Linked DNA regions of Homo sapiens: region 1 is linked to region 2. A link is an interaction called in ENCODE POLR2A ChIA-PET data of the cell type or tissue named here. Cell type or tissue: MCF 10A. All regions are shown on one strand. Each heading gives the region's core, and the rest is flanking DNA. Links, peaks and the distances in the headings are about the cores only.

Region 1 (9,409 bases), core at 1,395-9,394, 150 kb after region 2:
CCAGTCTCCCACTGTCTGACTGCCCGGCTCTTCTTTGACGAGAGATCTCACCGATTGCGGCCCTTGGCCTTAGGAAGGGTGATGGGCTGGGCTGGAGGCCTGGGCTGAGCTCTTGGGTGCAGGGGGAGCCTCAGCTTTTCCAGCCCTCATCCTCAACGGCTGCCTCTGCCAAGGCCCTGGAGCTACAGAAAGCAAGACCAGTGCCTGAGTGCAATAAATGCTTTTATTAGTCCTTTTATTAATGACGGTTGGTATTTGTTGAGAAGCTGGGACAATAGTTATTCCAGTAAGAGGATATTAAGCTCCCTCAAACAGGCCCTGTATATCTAACAGGCTCTGGCCCCCAGCCTCCCCTGACGCAGCTCTGTTACACTGCAGCACACCCCTGGCCTCCCAGCAACTCCAAGAAGGGAGAGGAGGGATGGGGGAGGTAGGGATAATCTGGTGTCATTAAACACACAGGCCTTTGTGGAGGTTACCGTACACCAACAGCAGGAAGCTTTTTCTTCCTTCTGAGAGCATAGGGAGCCTATGTGATTTTGTTTTTTTTTTGTTTGTTTTGGTTTTTTTGTTTTTTGCTACCCCTGTGCTCCTGGCTATTTTACCTCCAGAGCTGCTGGTGATAAGTTGGTAAAGGAGGACCTCCTTAAACCATTTGTTAAACCATTTGAGACTGTTCCTAGTACTTGTTTTAAGCTATTTTACATGATTTTTAATGTAATAAACACATTTATAATACTATGTGGTGGCAATGTTCTGAGTGCTTTTCAAATACTAATTTATTTAATACTCATAACGTCTCAATGAAGTAGGCACTATACTTATCCTTATTTTATAAATGAGGAAATGAGGCCCAGAGAGGTTAAGTGACTTGCCCAAGGTCACACAGCTGATAAGTAACAGAGTTAAGGTCTAGAGACGCAGTTGTCTCTAGAGTCTATGCTTTTTATCCGAAATTTCAAAACTGAGTCTGAAAAGAACTGGGAAATATTGCCTAAATTCACAAGCTTTATTGCTTTACCAAAAGGAATTAGATATTCTCATGTAGGGGATGGTATAATAAATTATAATAGAGTTCCCCCAGAATCAGAGCATCTCTGAGATGAAAGCGTCCTTGAAGGTCATCAGATCTAATCCTCTGACGAATACAAGAATACTCTCTGCAGCATCCCTGATACGTGATCCTTCAGCTTTTGGCTGAATATCTCTAGTGTCAGGGAGCTCATTACCTAATCCAGCAGACCATCCCAACTTCGGGCTGTTCTCACTGTTAGAAAAGAAAGCTCTTGGCCGGGCGCAGTGGCTCAAGCCTGTAATCCCAGCACTTTGGGAGGCCGAGGTGGGCTGATCACGAGGTCAAGAGATCGAGACCATCCTGGCCAACATGGTGAAACCCTGTCTCTACTAAAAATACAAAAATTAGCTGGGCATGGTGGCGTGCTGTCTGTAGTCCCAGCTACTCAGGAGGCTGAGACAGGAGAATTGCTTGAACCTGGGAGGCAGAGGTTGCAGTGAGCCAAGATCATGCCACTGCACTCCAGCCTGGTGACAGAGCGAGACTCTGTCAAAAAGCAAGCAAGCAAGCAAGCAAGCAAGAAAGAAAGAAAGAAAGAAAGAAAGAGAAAGAAAGCTCTTTTCTTTCTCCAGCTGGACTGAAATTTAGCTCCCTTTAACTTAAATGGACCAGCTTTGTCTTCCAGAATTGGGTGGGCAGCAGGGCAGGGGAAGCCTTATCCCTTTTGTATAGGGCAGTCCATAAAGTGCTGAAAAATAATTTTTTTTTTTTCAGACGGAGTCTCTCTCTGTCACCCAAGCTGGAGTACAGTGGTGTGATCTTGGCTTACTGCAACCTCTGCCTCCCGGGTCCAAGTGTTTCTCCTGCCTCAGCCTCCCGAGTAGCTGGGACTACAGGTGCTCACCACCACGCCCAGCTAATTTTTGTATTTTTAGTAGAGACGGAGTTTCACCATGTTGGCCAGGCTGGTCTGGAACTCCTGACCTCAAGTGATCCACCTGCCTCAGCCTCCCAGAGTGTTGGGATTATAGGCATGAGCAACTGTGACTGGCCTGAAAAATAGCTTTCATGTCTCCCTTAAATCTTTTTTTCTCTTCTGGCTTAAACTTCCTTAGTTCTTTCATGGCCATGGTCTTCATTTGTTTTTTTAATTTCCAGATTCTCAGATTCTCCATCTCCCTGTTTCCACCTCTCTCTGAAGCACCAGAGCTCATCAGTGTTCATTTTAAAGCGATGTAGGGGCCGGGTGCGGTGGCTCACGCCTGTAATCCTAGCACTTTGGGAGGCCAAGGCAGGTGGATTGCCTGAGTTCAGGAGTTCAAGAACAGCCTGGGCAACACAGTGAAACCCCGTCTCTAATAAAATACAAAAAATTAGCCGGGCGTGGCGGTGTGCGCCTGTAGTCCCAGCTACTCGGGAGGCTGAGGCAGGAGAATTGCTTGAACCCGGGAGGCGGAGGTTGCACTGAGCTGAGATCGTGCCACTGCACTCCACCCTGGGCGACAGAGCGAGACTCTGTCTCCAAAAAATAAAAAAATAGAGTGATATAGGAATGAAACACGGCACATCAGGTGTGGTCCTGCAATGCTGAGTGCAGGATCATCACCTCCCTTATCTCCCTTGTTCATATTCTACATTTCCAATGATGCAGCCTAAACTTGCCTTAGGTTTTTTGACTCTTGACTCACAATGAGTTTGCAATCAATGTGTAGCACTTTTAGCTTCTTTTTCCAAATTCTGAATTTGTACAGCTGTGCTGGGTTTTTTTGTTTGTTTTTTAAGCCCAAGGGTGGGACTTCACATTTACTGCTGATAAATTTCATCTTGTTAAATTCAGTTCCTTGTTGTAACCTATCAAGGCGGACATGGAACCTTATTCTGTTACCCTATTTTATGATTTCCTACTTGATTTTGTATCATCTGAAATTTTGATAAATATGCCACCTGTGTTCCCATTCAGGTAGTCACTAATTGTTTTTAAAGCTGGATAGGAAAATTTTCCGAGGTTGGGTTTATGGAGGAAGATGAGGCCAAGCGAGAGTGACTCTGAAGGAAAGATTTCTGTTTGGATGGATCTGAGTGACGACGAGCGCTGTGCACCTCTGGGGGTGTGAGCGGCTGGGTAACCAGGTAAAGTCTCCCATGGCATCATGCCTGCGTCAGAGCCTGTGACCCATGACGAGGCCGGAAGGCAAATACTGATAGCGCCCAGTTCATAGAGCTGATTGTTTCCTATATCCTCTGCTGACAAGTGTTGAGGGTGTGAAATAGAGGATATCATAAAATAGAAGCAAGGCCCATTGTGAGGCGACAAACAGGACTTTCAGATCAGAAAAAGCCAGGTGCTTGCTGTCAGCATCAAGACCTCCAGAAGTAAAAAAGAAGACATTCTTGGAGCAAAAGTAGAATGGACAAAAAAAGTGCTTTAGCACACTGCTTGGAGTTTGAAAACATTTTTCTCCACTTAAACAACCCTTCTGTCATTCCTTAGAGGTCATACCTGAAAGCCAAAGAATCAGGCTGAGGCCACATCATTGGGGTTGACAGCAGGGGTTCTCAGTTTATCCCCAGGGGTACTGGAAATGAATTGAATGTTGCAATCTTGCTACCGCGGGGCCTGTAAAGCACTCAGCCCACTCCCCACCCCGAGCACCCAGGGAGAATATTTTTAGCTGTCTTTGTAATACCCACGCAAATTGTTCTCCTCCTTGTCCACTTCAACCCAGTCTCTTATTTTCTAGTTCCCACCCCTTCTTCACGCCACCTCCCCATTCCACCCCCCAGGCCAGGAGTCTGGAATGCTATGGTGTTCCAGGCCCCTGAGTCAGGTGCAGCTGCAGGGACCAAGGTAGGTTTTGGCACCTGGGGAGAGGGGCAATTCTTGATGGCTGAGACTAATGGGATTTCCAAGACAGTCATGAAGCAGAGATAGAACCAGTGCCCAAGTCTAGGTAGGACAAGCCAGGAAGGATGTACTGGAGAGCGCCTGGGGCCAAGAGGGAGCCCGTATCTGGGGCAGAACAGAGCCATGGACACTGAACGGATGAGCAGGCAGTGCCTTGTGCGCAGCTCTTCTGGCCACAGGCAGGGCATGCGTCTAGGGCATAAGGGCCAGGCCAGGGGAGAATGTCCTCAGCTGTATGACTCCCTGGCTCCACACTCTGGCCTTGATGCAACTTCAGATTCTCCTACTCCAGTAATGCACTGGAACCTGCTTTGTCGATTTGCTGAACTCGATGCACACACCTACTCTCAACTCAGTAGGTTCTTCCCTCCCTTCAAAGGGCCTGTGATCATGGTAAGAGACATTCCTGCCACCTACCTTAGCCCATTGGTGCCCCACTAGGGGGACCACCTCACCCGGCCTCCCTGCTTGGCTGGGGCAGGGGCTGCTGGACACTTAACTCGGCATCAGGCACCATGCCCATTGAGACCTGAGCTCAGACAAACAGAAGGAGGCCAGCCTCCAAAGGATGGAAACCACTTATCTGCACAGAGCCAACATTTCCATTAATTTAGTACACTGAGACCTTTTTTCAGTGAAGTATTTAAAAAGAAGATGAGGCCGGGTGCGGTGGTTCATGCCTGTAATCCCAGCCCTTTGGGAAGCTGAGGCGGTTGGATCACCTGAGGTCAGGAGTTCAAGATCAGCCTGGCCAACATGGTGAAACCCCGTCTCTACTAAAAATATAAAAATTAGCTGGGCGTGGCTGTGCATGCTTATAATCCCAGCTACTCTAGAGGCTGAGGCAGGAGAATTGCTTGAACCTGGGAGGCGGAGGTTGCAGTGAGGGGAGATTGCGCCACTACACTCCAGCCTAGGTGGCAGAGTGACACTTGGTCTCAAAAAAAAGAGAAAGTGAATAGAATCTGTTTTTTGGCTGTGTACGTTAAGGAGGCACACAAGCAAACTCCTAAGGTTTGTCTGATTGAATATTTCACTTTACAGTGTATCTTCAGGTCACACCAATCCAGTCTCTGGCAGACCACTGGTGTTACAAGGCCATAGGCCTTATTTTAAATTATTATTATTTTCTATTATTAAGCAAATTCTTATTTAATAATAGAAGCAAATAAGTGGTCTGATTCTTTCAGGCCTAGGCTTGTGAGCCTGTGTTAATTTGCATGGTTGAGTTATTCATGCTGTATTACAATCTAGTCTATCAATTTCTTTTTTTTTTTTTTCAAGACAAAGTTTTGCTCTTGTCGCCCAGGCTGGAGTGCAATGGCACGATCTCGGCTCACTGTAACTCTGCCTCCCAGGTTCAAGTGATTCTTCTGCCTCAGCCTCCCGAGTAGCTGGGACTATAGGCACGTGCCACCACTCCCGGCTAATTTTGTATTTTTAGTAGAGATGGGGTTTCACCATGTTGGCCAGGTTGGTCTCAAACTTCTGACCTCAGGTGATCCACCCGCCTCAGCCTCTCAAAGTGCTGGGATTACAGGCTTGAGCCACCATGGCTGATCTAGTCTATCAATTTCCTACACATTTTCCCCTCCAGATTGTCATTAATACAGAGTAAATTAAAACTCTAAACCCGGGGGTGGGGAAAGGGGGTTAGAATGGGATTTGAGAACTGAAGGATGATCTCTCTACATCTTGCCCCAGTGTCCTGGACCCCAAGAATAGAAGAAAGCAGACATTGCCGCTCACCACTCACTGTTCTCAACTCTAGAAGGAGAGGAAAATGGGAAGATAGCACAGATAAACACACCAACTCCACCCAAATGACTCAAGTGAAGGCGCGTCTCAGAGTCTTGTGTTTTTCTGAAACTCAAGGCCTGCACAAGGAGGAGAGCTGTCCAGCTGCCTGTGCTCGAATGGGAACTTCATAAATCTCCAGAAAGCCCCTGACCCCTTCTCTTTTCACTCTGGCTCTATTTCCTTCTTTGCTGAGGTCCCCATTTGTCAAAGCAGAAGGGAATTACATCAGTCAGTTTTGAATCAGTCAAAACAGAAGTAAGTGGACAGCCTTCTTTGGAAAGGAAGAAACAGTGGTGGGATTTTTTTTCTAACCACCCTCGACTTATTAGGCAGCACAAAGCATGCTAGAGAAGGGTAGCCAGGAGTGTAAAGTACATGAAGCGGCAGCAATATGAACACTGGATGGAAAAGGGGCTGGGTAGGAAAGCAAGGGCTGGGACTCAGCCTCATGGTTCTCCCTCTCCCCCTGCAGGTGAGAAGAGACAAGTTGAGAGTCAGAAACAGCAGCTTAGGGATGCGCAGGTGTGAATATGTGTGGCTGCTGGGGTGCACATGCACACACTGATGCAAGTAGTAAGTACTGTGTGAGCAAAATTGGCTTCAACAGAAAGGAGTCCAGGGTAAGAAAGAAAAGGTGGATGAAGTAGAACCAGAAAATACGCTGGGGCCAGGAGCAGTGGCTCATGCCTGTAGTCCCAGCACTTTGGCAGGCTGAGGCGGGAGGACAGCTTGAGCCCAGGAGTTTAAGACCAGCCTGGGCAACAAAATGAGATCCCTATCTCTACAAAAAATAAAAAAATTAGCTGGACATGGTAGCATGTGCCTGTGTTCCCTGCTATTTGGGAGGCTGAGGCAGGAGGATTGCTTGAATCCAGGAGATTGAGGCTGCAGTGAGCTGTGTGATCATGCCACTACACTCCAGCCTGGGCAACACAGAGAGACCCTGTCTCAAAAAAAAAAAAAAGAAAAGAAAAAGAAAAAGGAAAGAAAGAGAGAGAGAGAGAGAGAAAGGAATAAAGAAAAAGGAAGAGAGAAAGAAAGAAAAAATAAGGAGAGGGAGAGAAAGAAAGAAGAAGGAGGGCAGAAAGGAAAAAGAAGGAAAGAGAAAGAAGGAAAGAAAGAAGGAAAGAAAAGAAAGAAAGAAGAAAGGAAGAAAAGAAAAAGAGAAAGAAGGAAAAAGAAAAAGAAAGAAAAAAGACAGAAAGAAAAAGATATTCTGGGCAGTAATAATGATAATGATAACAATAACCATTAAGGAAAATAATTGATGAACATATGCTGCATCCATTCATTCTATATATACAGCATGTTCTAGATGCTGAGGAAATGGCAGGAAATAAAGTGTCTGCCTTCGTGGAGCTTATGTTCAGGTGTAATATATGTCAGGCATGTTACACACATTATTGCATTTATGGACCATATGAAGTGATTTCTATTATCCCCATCCTTAAAATGGTGAAACCGAGGCACAAAGAATATTCAATAACTTGGTTGAGTCTCACAGACACAACCGAGTAGCGGAGCCAAGATTTGACCCAAGTCTGCCGGACCCCAGAGCCCTTGCCTCTGACCCCTCTAGCGGGACACATCACCCCTCGCTGGCAGGAGCACACGGATGGTGCCTGTTCGGGCGTTCAAAGGGACAGACACTCTACCAAGACCACAGAGGTGTCCTAGAGCAGGGGGCATGTCGCAGAGGACCAAGACGTCCCACTTTCTCTGTGATTCGAGCATGTGGGCCAACTCCTGTAACAGAGGGGTTCTGCATCTCTCTCATCTTTCTCTCATTCTTCTCTCTGTATTTTTTTCATGTCCTGAGCTAAAGCCCCACTTGTCCTGCCTTAGTTATTAGAACTTGTTAGAAAGACCATTCTCCCTCCTGGAACCTCCGTCTATCCGTCTGTTAAAAAGCAGGATTGGATTAGTTGGTGTCTGAAATCTCTTCTGGCTCTAGAATTCTGTTATTATGGGGAAAATTCCATTTTGGTATTTCCTCCCCTCCCCTGACCAGGTGCCTCTTCTGGAGAGAATCCTCAGCTCAGCGGATGTTCCGAAAGAGGTGAATGCCCAGGGGAGCCTTTCCCACACTGGTTCTAAGGATTCCCTTGCAAGGATCCTCTGATTTTCTATGGGACCTTTCCTTTTGGGAAACAAGAGTCCTTGAGAGCCTGCAGCTCCAGAGAGAAGCAAGCCTGGGCTTGGCCTCTGGATGCAGAGGAGGGGCTGAAGTTGGGGGAGAGGCTGCTGCCGGTCAGGATGGAGCTAGTCCAGGCGCTTGCCTGTCCTCTTGGACGTACAGAGCTGGGGCAGTCCCAGAATAGTTCTAGAAAAAATGAGCCTGGGAGAAGTGGAAGGCAGTTGGGGCCAATCGGAGGCCCCAAAGTCAGCACCCAGGAAAGCAGGTACAGTTCAGGCTGCATGGAGGGTGGGTGGGGGGCACTCTGGGAGGATCCAGCGAAAACATCTGAGAGAGAAGGGACATGTTACCAAATGGTAACGTGCTACTCATCAAGGTGAGACGGGTCCCAGCTTTTCACCTTAACCCTGGCTCGCTTTGCATTGCCTCGTGGCCCTTCTGGCTGGTCAACCGTGCTAATGTGAGCTTTGTCAACTGGGAAGGTGACGCGGCCTCGTGTGATCCAGGCCGGCCCCGTGGCTAAATGCAGCCAGGGTCCCTGATAAGCTTAGGCAACTTATTAAGTTACACAGGAAAAGTCGAGATGGAATATTAATTCTGCACACCTCTTCTCTCTGCCCGGGGAACCTGCCTTCCTGGGTTTTGGTTTTCAAAGGCTGAAATAGATATGGAGATTTCGCACTTAATTAAAGGAGAAGTGTGCTCAATTCAAGTCTTTTCAAAACCATTTTGGTTCTGAGCTCAGTGGAGCCAGTGGAGACCCAGTCACCATCTGGCATGAAAGGTGTTAACTCGGAGTCTCCGGTCAACTCTAGACATCAGATCCAGAAACAAAGAGAATTAATTTCGGAGGCCCCCTCAGATGCCCCTCCTCTCCAGCCTGTAAGTTGAGAGCCTCTGTATTGACTTGCTAGGTATTAAAAAATTAGGTCTGAGAGGTCACCTGCGATGCAGAAGACCAGGTGCCAGAGCTCACCCAACAGGCCAGGATTATCTTATCAGCTAGGCTGATAAAACTCATGAAAGTCTGGCCATAAGGAACAAATATTTATAAGCCCAGCACTTTTCGGTCCACAGCAGATTAGGCACAAAGTGTGAGCAAGAGCAGAGGGGGGCTGCTTCCTGATCTGAAACTCCCGGGGTTCGTCCTGTCTCATTAAGGAGAATGCATGTTTGAAAGCTGAACTGTTTAGGGGACACTCTCTCCTCTATCACATGACTGCATGCCAGCCTGGTGAGGAGGAAACTATCTTTACCTCCATTTTACAGTTGAGGACACTGAGGTTCAGGGAGGTCAAGTGACTTGCCCATTCGCTCAGCTAGGAAGTGGAAGTTGAACACAAGTATTCTGACTCCAGGCCTGTGTGCTTTCCACAGGCCGGTGGTGGCCTGGACTGGATCTCACTTGACTGTCCTGTAAGTCAGCAGCTCCCCAGAAGGCCCCTTCATTGCCCTAGTCCCAGGGTCACAGGTCCAGCTCCCTTGGCAGAGGAGGCAGGACAGTATCTCATGAAGAGATAAAAAGAGTGACCCTCTCAGCTGGGCGTGGTGG
Region 2 (10,550 bases), core at 1,468-9,467:
CCTCTCAATGCTTGGCAGAGGAAAGAATATTGTTCTGGAGCTGGTAGGACAACAGTGAGAAGTCTAGGCTCCACCTTTTAGTAACTGTGGCCATGGGCAGATCATAGAACTTCTCGGATCCTCAGCTTCTGCATCTGTGAAATGGGCAAATATTGGCTCCCTGGCAGCGCTCCTATGCCAGTGAGTGAAATGCCAGTATGTAAAGTGCCTGGCCCCGCAGATTCTCAGTGGAAGGCCATTGTTTATTTTGTGTCTGCCTCTTGGGTGTTTACGGCATCCAGAGATCCCCTCTTTCCTTTACTGATGCTAATTAAGTGGATGCAGCTCCCAAACTGGTGACATAGGAAACCTTCGCAAGCCACTCCCTCAGTATTTTCAAGAGTCTTGAGATGCCTGCTTCTCCTGCGCCCACTCATCCTTCCTGCCATGGCTGGTGTCTTCCTGCACCGAGTGTTGCCCCACTTGGCCACTGCCCCAGGGGACACGTGAGGCCTAGGATGTGCTTTGGCTGGCCATCACCAAGGTCTGCACCATGGAGGAAGGATGCAGCCAGCCGGGGGCCGCCAACAACGAGCACTTGAACATGAACTGCCACTGCTGTTCCAACCCCCAAGTCTCACCACCTGCTGTCCTTGCTCCCACAAAGGTCCATCACAGGTCGTTTCCTGTGCCCTCCCCCTCTAGTCTCCCCTTCCAATGTCTCATTCCTGCCCCCTCACTCCTTCCCCATCCAGGTTCCTGTGGCTGTTGACTGAGCACCCGGCACCCCTTTGTACTGCCCTCCTGTCCCTGCTTCAGCCCAGGCCTTACCTGGCTTCAGCCAGATCCCCATTCAGGTACACTGAGATATTTCAACCAGCAGAAGGGGCTGACACTTGTGTTATGTTCTGTTCCTCCGAGGGGAGGCTGAAGGGCAGCAGTGTGTTCATTTCCTGGGTAATAATGTTTTCTCACAACTAGATTTTATAACTTTGACCAACCCTTCCCCTGCCCTGACCTTCCCCCACTCTCCTGCCCCTCCCATCCCCGAAGGCTCACCTTCTTCTCCAGGCCTCAGGTTCTCTCTTCACAGAAATCCCTAGGTGGTGTGTGGTGAGGCATCGAGTCGGGCCACTCCAGGTCCCTACTCTTTTTTTTTTTTCCTTTTTTTGTGAGACAGAGTCTCGCTCTGTGGCCCAGGCTAGATGCAGTGGTGCAATCTTGGCCCACTGCAACCTCTGCCTCCCGGGTTCAAGCAATTTTCCTGCCTCAGCCTTCTGAGTAGCTGGGCACGTGCCACCATGCCTGGCTAATTTTTGTATTTTCAGTAGAGACGTGGTTTCACCATGTTGGCCAGGCTATATTCCAACTCTTGACCCCAGGTGATCCGCCTGCCTCGGCCTCCCAAAGTGCTGGGATTACAGATGTGAGCCTCGGTACCCAGCCAGGTCCTTACTCTTGAGTTTGAACAAACCCACTGGGCTGGGCCAAACCTGGGGCACAGGCTGGGGATAATTTGGCTGGGCTGGTCTGATCCCCCTTGAAACCTCTAGCTGGGTTTCACCTCTAGCTGGGTTTCCCAGGAAGTCTTGTCTACCTCCAGGATTTCCATGCACTGATGCCGCCCCAGGGATCCATGCCCCAGGATGCAAGGGACAATGGAATCAGAGACCATGCCTGGTGGCTCTTGTGCTGACCAGAACTGCCATCGTTGGCAGGTGTGGGCTTTCAATGGTGAGAGGTGTGAGAAGCCCCTGGGGGAGAGTGGGCAGCGCACAGTTCCCCAAACAGAATCTTTCCAGATTTGTCTTCCCCACTGCATACCAGTCCCTCAAGGATGGAGTCCATACATTATGCGGGGGCGGCCCTTTGGGCCTCTGGGCCTCAAGCTTTCTAGGTCTCACCTGTTGCCCCAGGGCTCTGAGGAGCCCAGTCAGGCCAGCTGGAAAGGTCCAGAGAGACCATTTCTCTGACAGTGGCATCCCCACTCCTCTCCCAGGGGCAGAAAGCCCCTCTCCAACCCCCATGACAGATGGCACCCAGACTCTGCTTGGCCACTCCCGGGGATGGGTACTCATGACCTCCCAAGGCAGCCCCCTCTTGCTGGGGTAGCTGGGATGATTGAAGAGTTCAAAGTGGAGACTCCAACAAGCATTTATTGCTGGTCCCTCTGTGGGAGTGAAGAGGGGGTCAGGGAGCATAGCTGTGGATGTCTCCATGAGGGAGGGGGTGGGGCAGGGCTGCCTGTTTGGGGTGAGGCCCAGGATCCTGGGGAAAAGGCCCAGGCCTAGGAAGCCAGGGATGGGATTTGAGTCTCTGCTCTGCCATTAACTCATCGTGTGGCCTTGAGGGAGTCCCTCCTCTCCCTGGGCCTCAGTTTCCACAAGTGTAAACTTTGGGGGCTGGGCTCGGGGACTTCTCAGGGCCCTGCCCCTGGCAACGGATGCTCTTCCGTGAGTCTATGAATAGCTGGCACAGAGGGATCGGGCCTTGGTCCACAGGGCTGGGCTGGCTTGAGAGTGCTCAGAGAATGAGCCCTGTGTGGGACAGGACAAGGTTCCCTTTCATTTCAAGAGGTCTTGGCAGCCGCCCAGGGCCCGCAGGCTCTCCCTCCTGCCAAGGTCAACCTGACCCTGACCTGGGGGGCATCACTGCCTGGGGCGGTTGGGGTCAGGCGCTGGCAACTTGGTTGAGAAGGAGCCCAGCACAGACGTTGACTCCCGTCCTCTGGGCTGGGGTCGGGGTCTGAGCAACATCAGCTCTGTGTGCCTTGTGTTTCTGACAGTGACCCAGAGCTCTTTCCCCCACCCCACTTTGGTGGTCCCTTGGAAAGACCCCCACTGGCCTTGGCATCAGGCACGTCTGGTATGGAATCCAGACCTGCCACTTACAGGCCAAATGACCTTGGGCAAGTCCTTGCCCCTCCTCATCTGGAAGTCAGTGACCGTAATTTCTACCTTGCATAGTTGCTGGGAAGATAAGGCCCACGAGCAAGCATCATGCGCGCAGCACACACTCCACGAAGAGTGGCTGCGATGATCATGACCAGACGCCCAGCTAAGCAGGGAAGGTGACAAGGAACTAGCCGGGACTCGGCTCTTCCTGCTGCCTCAGCCCTCTGTCTCTTGGTCTGTTTGTCCATCAGGGCATTGGGGGGTTCCAATTCTCAGGCTCTAAAATCTGCACAATTTAAAGTAGTCAAAACAAACTCCACTCACTCTATTTATGCTGAGAGGGAACAAGCTCCTGGCCGGGCCTAATGGGTTCCAGGTGTGCTCTGTGCCCTGCAGCGGCTGAACCGGCAGCAGTGGTGGTGGCTGTGACTGTGCCTGGCTGGCTGAGAAGACCCAGCTAGGCCAGTCCTCTCTAGCCCAGACCTCCAGCCTATGAAAACTGTAGAGCTGGAGCAGGCCCTACCCAGTATGGTGGGACAGATGTTAGCCTTGTGCTCAGAGGGCCTTGGGTTCAAAATCAGGAGGCGTTGTCCGCACGCCCAGCAGCACACACGGGGGGCTCCCAGACTCTCCTGCCTTTATCGCAACAGGTTCTGGGGCTGCCCAGACATTTTTCACAGATCTGTAAAACTCCCTTTCACAAGAGGTCGGCTGTGGAAGTGACCTCCCAGAGAGGCTCGGGAACCAGGTGGGAGCCCAGAGGGCATGAATGAGGTTTCTTTTATTACCATTATATATTAATTATCCTGTTATATAATCAGAGTGTCAGCTGTCATTTATTAATGGCCAGCCATGGGCCAGGTACTGTATTTGGTGCTTTCTATCCAGGATTCATTGAATGCTTACAGCCACACATGGAGATGACAGGCTAATGTCATCTCAAAGAACACAAAGGAACAGGAGGCTCAGGGATACCAGGAGCCTTGCCTGAGGTCACACAGTCAGGAACTGGCTGGAGTGGGACTTAGGCCCAAGGCTGTTTGATTCCCACGCTAAGGTCTGCTCACCATACTGGGCAGGCCTGTCTCAAGGGCCAGAGAGAGTGCATGTGTGTCAGTGTGAGGGTGGATGGGAGGATCTGGTTGGAAGCAGAGCAGGGAGTAATTTTTCCTTGAGTGACAATGCCAAATACCCATAAGGTGAGCGCACGACACCTTCCCCCATTCTAGCTGCACCCCCTCCCAGCACCCAGTCCTCCTAGTCCCAAGCCTGGGCCCTGTTCTGCTACCTGGGTGAACAACCTCTCCCTCGGCCTCCTTACCACCTCTGGACCAGGCCAGCCCAAACTCTGCCCCAGGAAATGGAGGGGACTGTTGGCATTGAGGCCACCATCAGATCACCCCACTTTCGCCCATATCAGCTGGGCCCTCCAGGACAGACTGGGCAGTCCACCGTTGGGGGAAGGCTGAAGATCCACTATGGAATCACAGATGGCGTGTGGGCACGATTGCAAGTGGGGTGCCTTGGCCCCATTCTTTGGGTAATTATTAGTAATAGTAATGTTTAGCCTCTGTAGTCTCAATAATCATCCCATACACACAGTGTCCTTACTGATGTAACTTCTCAAAGCACTGGGTACTTTCCTTCACACTGCTTACCAATTTGTTATTAGACACTTACACACATATTTTCTTGGTTAATTCTGCCCTCTCCCAGGGCTGCAAGCTCGAAAAGGACAGTTGGCTTTCAGCTGTATCCCCAGTGCCTGGCACAGTGTTGACACATAGTACAGGCCCCTGATAAATTGTGTTGAATGCACTTATGGATAAATGAGTGTAATGGAGTCAGCAGGAAGCTAAGAAGAGGTAGACAGGACTACGAAGCGGGAGGAATATGAGGATGAAGCTTCAGGAGTCTGTGGATGGAGCCGGGCTGGTAGGGCATATCCAATAGGGACAGGGAGGAGGGACACTGCACTCTTGGTGGCCCCTGGGAAGCCAGGTATGGTTCTGGCATGAAGGAGCTAAGCTGTAAGGCCCCTTCACCTGCCTGGAGCTGAACCGTGGCCTCCTGCAGGTCAGGAATCAGAGGAAGCCTGTGGATGAAGCCCTCTCTTGTATCTCCAGACTTTTGCAACCCAGAAGAGCCACCACCCCAGGAGACTTTTGCAACCCAGAAGAGCACTTTCTCCCCTCCCACCAATACTCTCAAGAGGGGATTCTGGAAGGACCTCAGTATTTAGGCCATTTTAGCGAGGAGGCCGTGGAGAAGGGACCTGATTACTCAGGTTGCAGAATGGAATGCTCCTCAGCCTGCATCCCCTTTCCCTCCTGTCTCTAGAGTTGTTCAGTGCATGACCCTCTCTCAACCAATCTCTACTCCTTAGCCCAGTGTTCTTGGGATGGTGGAAAGGGAAGGCGTTTTGGAGTCAGAAAGATCTGGGTTCAAAACCAGCTCTTCCACTTTCTACCTGAGAGACCCTGGGCACACTTAGCTTCTCTAAGCCTCAGTTTCCACATCTCTAGAATGGAGAAGATAGTGCCCACTTTGCAGTGTGGCAGCTATCCCAGTGCCCGGCACCACACAGGCACTCACTGATCACCTGACCTCTCATTCCTGCTCTCACCAACTGGCTGTGTGACTTTGGGCAGGACTCATTACCTCTCCCTGTCTCAGCTTCCTCATCTCAAAGACAGGGTTGGATCCCACAGTCTTGAAGGCCCCTTCTAGCTCTGACTTGCTCGGTTCTATTCTGAGCAGGGAGCCCCACCTCTGGGGAGGGGGAATACGAACATTCTTTCAGCACAGATTCAACCCAGGCACATGCTTGCCCAGCCCCATCCCTCACATTTAGCCTGTAGCTATTGCCACATGGGCCGCACCCTTGGCACTGCCCTGCTCCCCCCACCCCCGCCTCACTCGCCAGGGCCACAGGTGGGTGGGTTGTTCTTGTGGAACTGAAGGAGCCTGAGAGGACAGACGAAGAGGGTGGGAGAGAAGAGGAAAGAGTGGAGGGGCTGCGGGGGTAGCCAGGTGGGAAGGGCGGGGCTTTGAGCCTGGTAGAATGCTAGCTCTGTCACTTTCTAGCGGTGTATGTCCTTGGGCAAGCGGCTTTAACCTCTTAGAAACCTGTTTCCTCGTTTATGAGCTAATAATAATAACAATTTTTTAAAAACCCATTAGATCGCAGTGAGGATTAAATGAAAGAATATCTGTCAAGTGCCTGGCACTGTAGCGTTCTGTTCTGGGGTGGGGGGAGGCAGGCACCTACACCCTTCCCTCGACCCGGGTAGGGGGAAGTTCCACGAAGGCCCGTGGGGGCGCCTTGGCCACCTTCCCGCAGGCGAACCCGAGCCAGAGAGGCCCACAGTCCTCGCCGCAGCCGGAGCCACCTCCCGAGGGCTGTCGGTCTGGGGTCCTTGGCCCGGGAGCCCCAGCCCGCAGAGCAAGGGGAAGGCTGCGGCCCGAGCCGGCCCCCGACCCACCCGCCCCGCCTCGGCCTCGTACAAGCACCTTTGATCTGCAACCTTCAGGGGGATTAAGAGCCTGAGAGCCCCCCTCCCCGGGGTACCCCGCTCCCCAACGCCCTCCCTCCGGGCTGACCTCCCAGTCTGCCGCCCGGGCCGGGGGCCGGCTCCGCCGCCGGTGGTCCCCGCCGCTCCTGGCGGCCGCACCTCCGGGCAGGCCACTTGGATTACAGGGGCAGCAGCCGCGGCTGGCGGCTTCGGGGAGCCCCGGGGCTGGGGCCCGCGGGCGGGGCGGGAGGGGAGGCTGGGGGCGGCGGGCCCCTCCTGGCCATTTTGGCCGGGGAATCTGTGTAAAGTGTTTAAAAAGAAAAACTCTCCGGAGGAGGACGTAACCTTTTCTTAACATCTGGGGCTCAATTAGCTAATGACAGCAAAGCCTTCTCCGGTGTCGCTGACCCCTGGGCGGCAGCCCAGCTCCCCCACCCCCGGTATTTATACAGCTGCGGCCCCTCGCTGGGACGGGGGGCAGGGGGCTTGACTGGGTTATCTCTGCGGAGATCCGCCGCCCACCCCAAAAAGGAGAAAGAAAAGGCTTAGCACACGGTCCCACCCACCGCCCCTCGATCCTCCTTGTTGCCCCTCGGTCCTCCTCGTCGCCCCTCACTCTTTCCCTCTCTCCAGCTCTTGGCGCTGCCTCTGCTTTCCTGCCCCTGGGCTTCTCTCCTCTCCCTCTCCCCCATTTTCTACTCTTCCTCCTTTCTGCTCCTCTCCACTTCTCTTTTTTACCTCTCCCTCTCCCCTTTCTCCCGTTTCTTCTTCATCTCTGTTTTGTCTCTTGTTCCTGCCCAGCTTTCTCACTCCTCCCTCTCTCTCCCCCTGCTCTCCTCCCCTTCTTGCCCACCACCCCCTTGCCTGCCTGTCTCTCTTTTCGCCCCTCTTTCTCTGTCTTTTCTCTCTCCCTGGCGGCCTCCCCTCTCTTTCTGACTCTCTGAATAGCTCCCTTGTTCCCTCTCTGTGTTCCTGTCTATCCCTCTCATTCTAGTGCTTCCTCCCCACCTTTGTCTCTCCCTGTCTCAACCTCTGAATGCCTGTCTGTCCTCCCAGAGGTGTGTCCTACCCTGGCTGCCAGGCAAATACCCCCAGGGGAGCAGACCTATTGCTGGGCCACCTCCGGACCAAGCATCCTTTCCCGCTGAGTTGGGCAGGCCTGTGGCTGGGCACTGCAGGGCTGACTCCGGATCCTGGGTGTGGGAGGTGTGGGAGAGCTGTGTTTAAGGCTCTCCATGGCTAGAGCCAGAGGAGATCCCCAGGGGCTTCCCTAGAACCCTCCACTCCAGCTGGTGGAACCTCGCCTTCCCTGGAGGCTCCTTCCCTGCCACTCCACCCATCCCCAACTCCCCCAACACCCCGTGCCTGGTATTTTGAAGCCCGGCACAAGTGCAGAGACACACTTTCCTCTTTATCCTCCCTGAGCGCAGTTAGAACAGGCTGGAGTCCCTTAAAAAAATTCACCAATATTAAGAAAAAAGTGATAAGCTCAGAAACTATAAATAGCACAAAATAGTCATGTCCAAGGGCAGCGCAGAGCAGCAAAGAGCACACAGTTTGGAATGAAAGGAGCTGGATTCAACTACTAACTCCATGGTTTAAACAGTTCTGCCATCTCCAGGGAGTCATTTGAGCCTCAGTTCTGTCATCTATAAAATGGGCATAATAATCGTTATTAAACAATATTGAAACATTGTGTTCTTTCATTAAGGCATTTACTTTTTGTTTTCCTGGGGAAAATCTTGGACTCTGATTTTTCCAGGATACAGCTGTGTTCCAAAATTCTACCTCCTTCTCCTCCAAATACACTTGAAGCTCTCGCACCATTGCTGACCCCTCTTATCTAAGGGTGAAGGCTTTTCGCAGAAAAACGCAAACATAGGCAACATTTGCAAACAATGGGTTGAGGGGGAAGGCGATCCTAGAGCTCCTGAAACCTTTGGTTGATGCTGGGTGGGACCCTGGGCTCACTGCGGCGGGTGCTTTGTGAATCCTCACAACAACCAAACGAAAAGGGTCCTGACGTCCTGTTTTACACTTGGGGAAACGGGGAAGCAATTGTCCAAGGACCACAAAGCGGACTAGGAACCCAGGGTCTCGCCTCTAGAGCTTTGGGGAAGTGGGGGTTTCTCCCAGCGGGTAAGGGGTAGAAGCAAGGTAGGTGGCTTGGAAACGTTCAGTAGTCGGACCTGGGCCACGGAGGGCACAGCGGCCACTCTTTCTGAGAGGCAGAGGTCGGTGGGCTCCACCCTCCCACTCCGAGCCGGCCTGACCCTCGGTGCAGGCGGAAGGGGGGCCGCGGGGAGCGGAGGACGGTGCCGAGGCCTCGCTGCTGCTGCAGCGCCCCCGCCCCGCGTCGCCTCCCAGCCCTGGCTCCCAGTGCTCCGGGCTTGCTGACGGTACAGGGTGGACAGCCCCGAGACATTTTCATCAGATCTCGTCTCCCGCAGCCCAGCGCTGCTGCCGGGGGTCGGACAGGGCCGATCCCAGCACCCCTCCCCCGAGCCCTGGCTGGGCGAGAAACCGAGATGGTGGCTGCAGAAACCGGAGCCCCCGCGCCGGGGCGACCGCGAGGGGCCGAGGCCTTTGAGAGCGCTGCCGCCCCTTGCCAAGGTCAATCAAACCCTCCCACGCTCCGGAGGCGCGCGCTGCGTGCTCTAGGCAGCGGGGATTGGGGCCGGAGGGGCGCGTCCCGGCGGGGCCGGGCGAGGGTGGGTGGGGGGTCTGGCCTGGGGGGCGCCTCCCGCCCCCTCTTGGGGAAGGTGCTCGGAGACTCCCGGGCCCTGGGCGGAGAGTGTGGGGAGGCTGGGCTAAAGGCAGAGACCCAGGCCGAGGGCTCTGACCCACCCAAGAGGAAATAGCTACTAATTAGGGACGGGACGTTTTTATGCTAATATGCACCTGGCTGGGCTTTTCTGGAGGCTGAGAAAGTGTGGAGTGGAAGGGAAGAAGTTCCGGAGAGCGGGAAACTTCCGGAAGCACTTGATTCCTGGATAAAAGACAACTCTTGCTCTCCTGCTCACCCGCTGTGTGGCCTTGGGGAAGTTACTTAGGGACGTGTAGGAGCTTCAGTTTCCTCCTCTGAAAAAGAGAGAACACGGTCAAGTTTCTTCCCAAGCTCAGTCACTCTGTCAGCAAAAAGATGGAAAGCCAGCCCTCGGGTGGCTCTTGGAGGATGGAAAGGGGACAGAATTGTGGGAGGTGTGCGTCGCGGGACAGAGTCCTAGGAGAGCCGGGTGCACACTGTCAAGGGCCTGCGACTGTCTTCACTGTTGCCCAGAGGTGGAGAGTGGGCAGTAGAGGGAGGTCGAACAGAGGTCCTCCGATTGTTGGACGGAGTGTCAGGAGGTGCTCCGCTGTAAAAGAAAATGGGAGGTGGATGGGGAGTAGTGTAGAGGAGTGGGTATTCTATGGTGGGACCGACTTGAGCTTAATCATAGAGTTGGGGTGGAGGGGAGGGTGGGTTGAAGATGCCAAGGAGAGAAAAGGGAGATGACTGATTGAGTCAAGTCCTGAAGAAGGCCTAGTGGGTGGGAGCCAGGCAGGGTGCAGGTTGGAAGAAGTAGGAGACAGGTTGGAAGTGGGGAGGAGGAAGGGGAGAGGAGGAAGTGGTGGAAGAGGAGACGAAGAAAGAAGGGTGAAATTCAGGGTATTTTGAAGGGAGGGAACACCCTCCATTGGCCTTACTCAACTCAGCTCAGTATTGGAGGAGGCCTCGGTGTTCTTCACAGACTAAAGAACCAAGAGCAGATTTGGGCTGGGCACAGTAGCTCATGCCTGTAATCCCAGCACTTTGGGAGGCCGAGGCGGGCAGATCACCTGAAGTCAGGAGTTAGAGACCAGCCTGGCCAACGTGGAGAAACCCCATCTCTATTAAAAATACAAAAATTAGCCAGGCATGGTGGCGCACACCTATAGTGCGAGCTACTTGGGAGGCTGAGGCAGGAGAATTGCTTGAACCCAGGAGGCGGAGGTTACAGTGAGCCGAGATCATGCCACTGCACTCCAGCCTGGGCGACAGAGTGAGACTACATCTCAAAAAAAAAAAAAAAGAGTGCATCTGGAAGAATCCACCATGGAGACTCAAGCAGGAGTAGGGTAGGTTGGACAGAAAGGGCTGATGAGCAGGGCTGCCACTGAGGGTGGGTTACAGGAATTTGAA

The links. Peaks named below come from ENCODE experiments on the same cell type or tissue, not always from the same donor. Only the 100,000 strongest peaks of a DNase experiment are listed, where the experiment ranks them.
Region 1: POLR2A ChIA-PET joins it to region 2 with 16 read pairs; 4 of 35 experiments call an interaction of 5 or more read pairs at or near these places.

What each region holds. Positions count from the first base shown.
Region 1 is chr3:184,742,544-184,751,952 of GRCh38, forward strand. No RefSeq gene overlaps it. Among named protein-coding and RNA genes, the nearest start is that of LINC02069, 26 kb to the right of the region's middle. RefSeq lists an enhancer at 3,626-4,127. In MCF 10A, for the core only: a CTCF peak has its summit at 6,184 (motif pointing left); a DNase peak (open chromatin) is centred at 6,178.
Region 2 is chr3:184,595,435-184,605,984 of GRCh38, forward strand. No RefSeq gene overlaps it. Among named protein-coding and RNA genes, the nearest start is that of EPHB3, 39 kb to the left of the region's middle. RefSeq lists a silencer at 2,327-2,621 and an enhancer at 8,180-8,912. In MCF 10A, for the core only: no CTCF peak of the experiment used is centred there; a DNase peak (open chromatin) is centred at 5,667.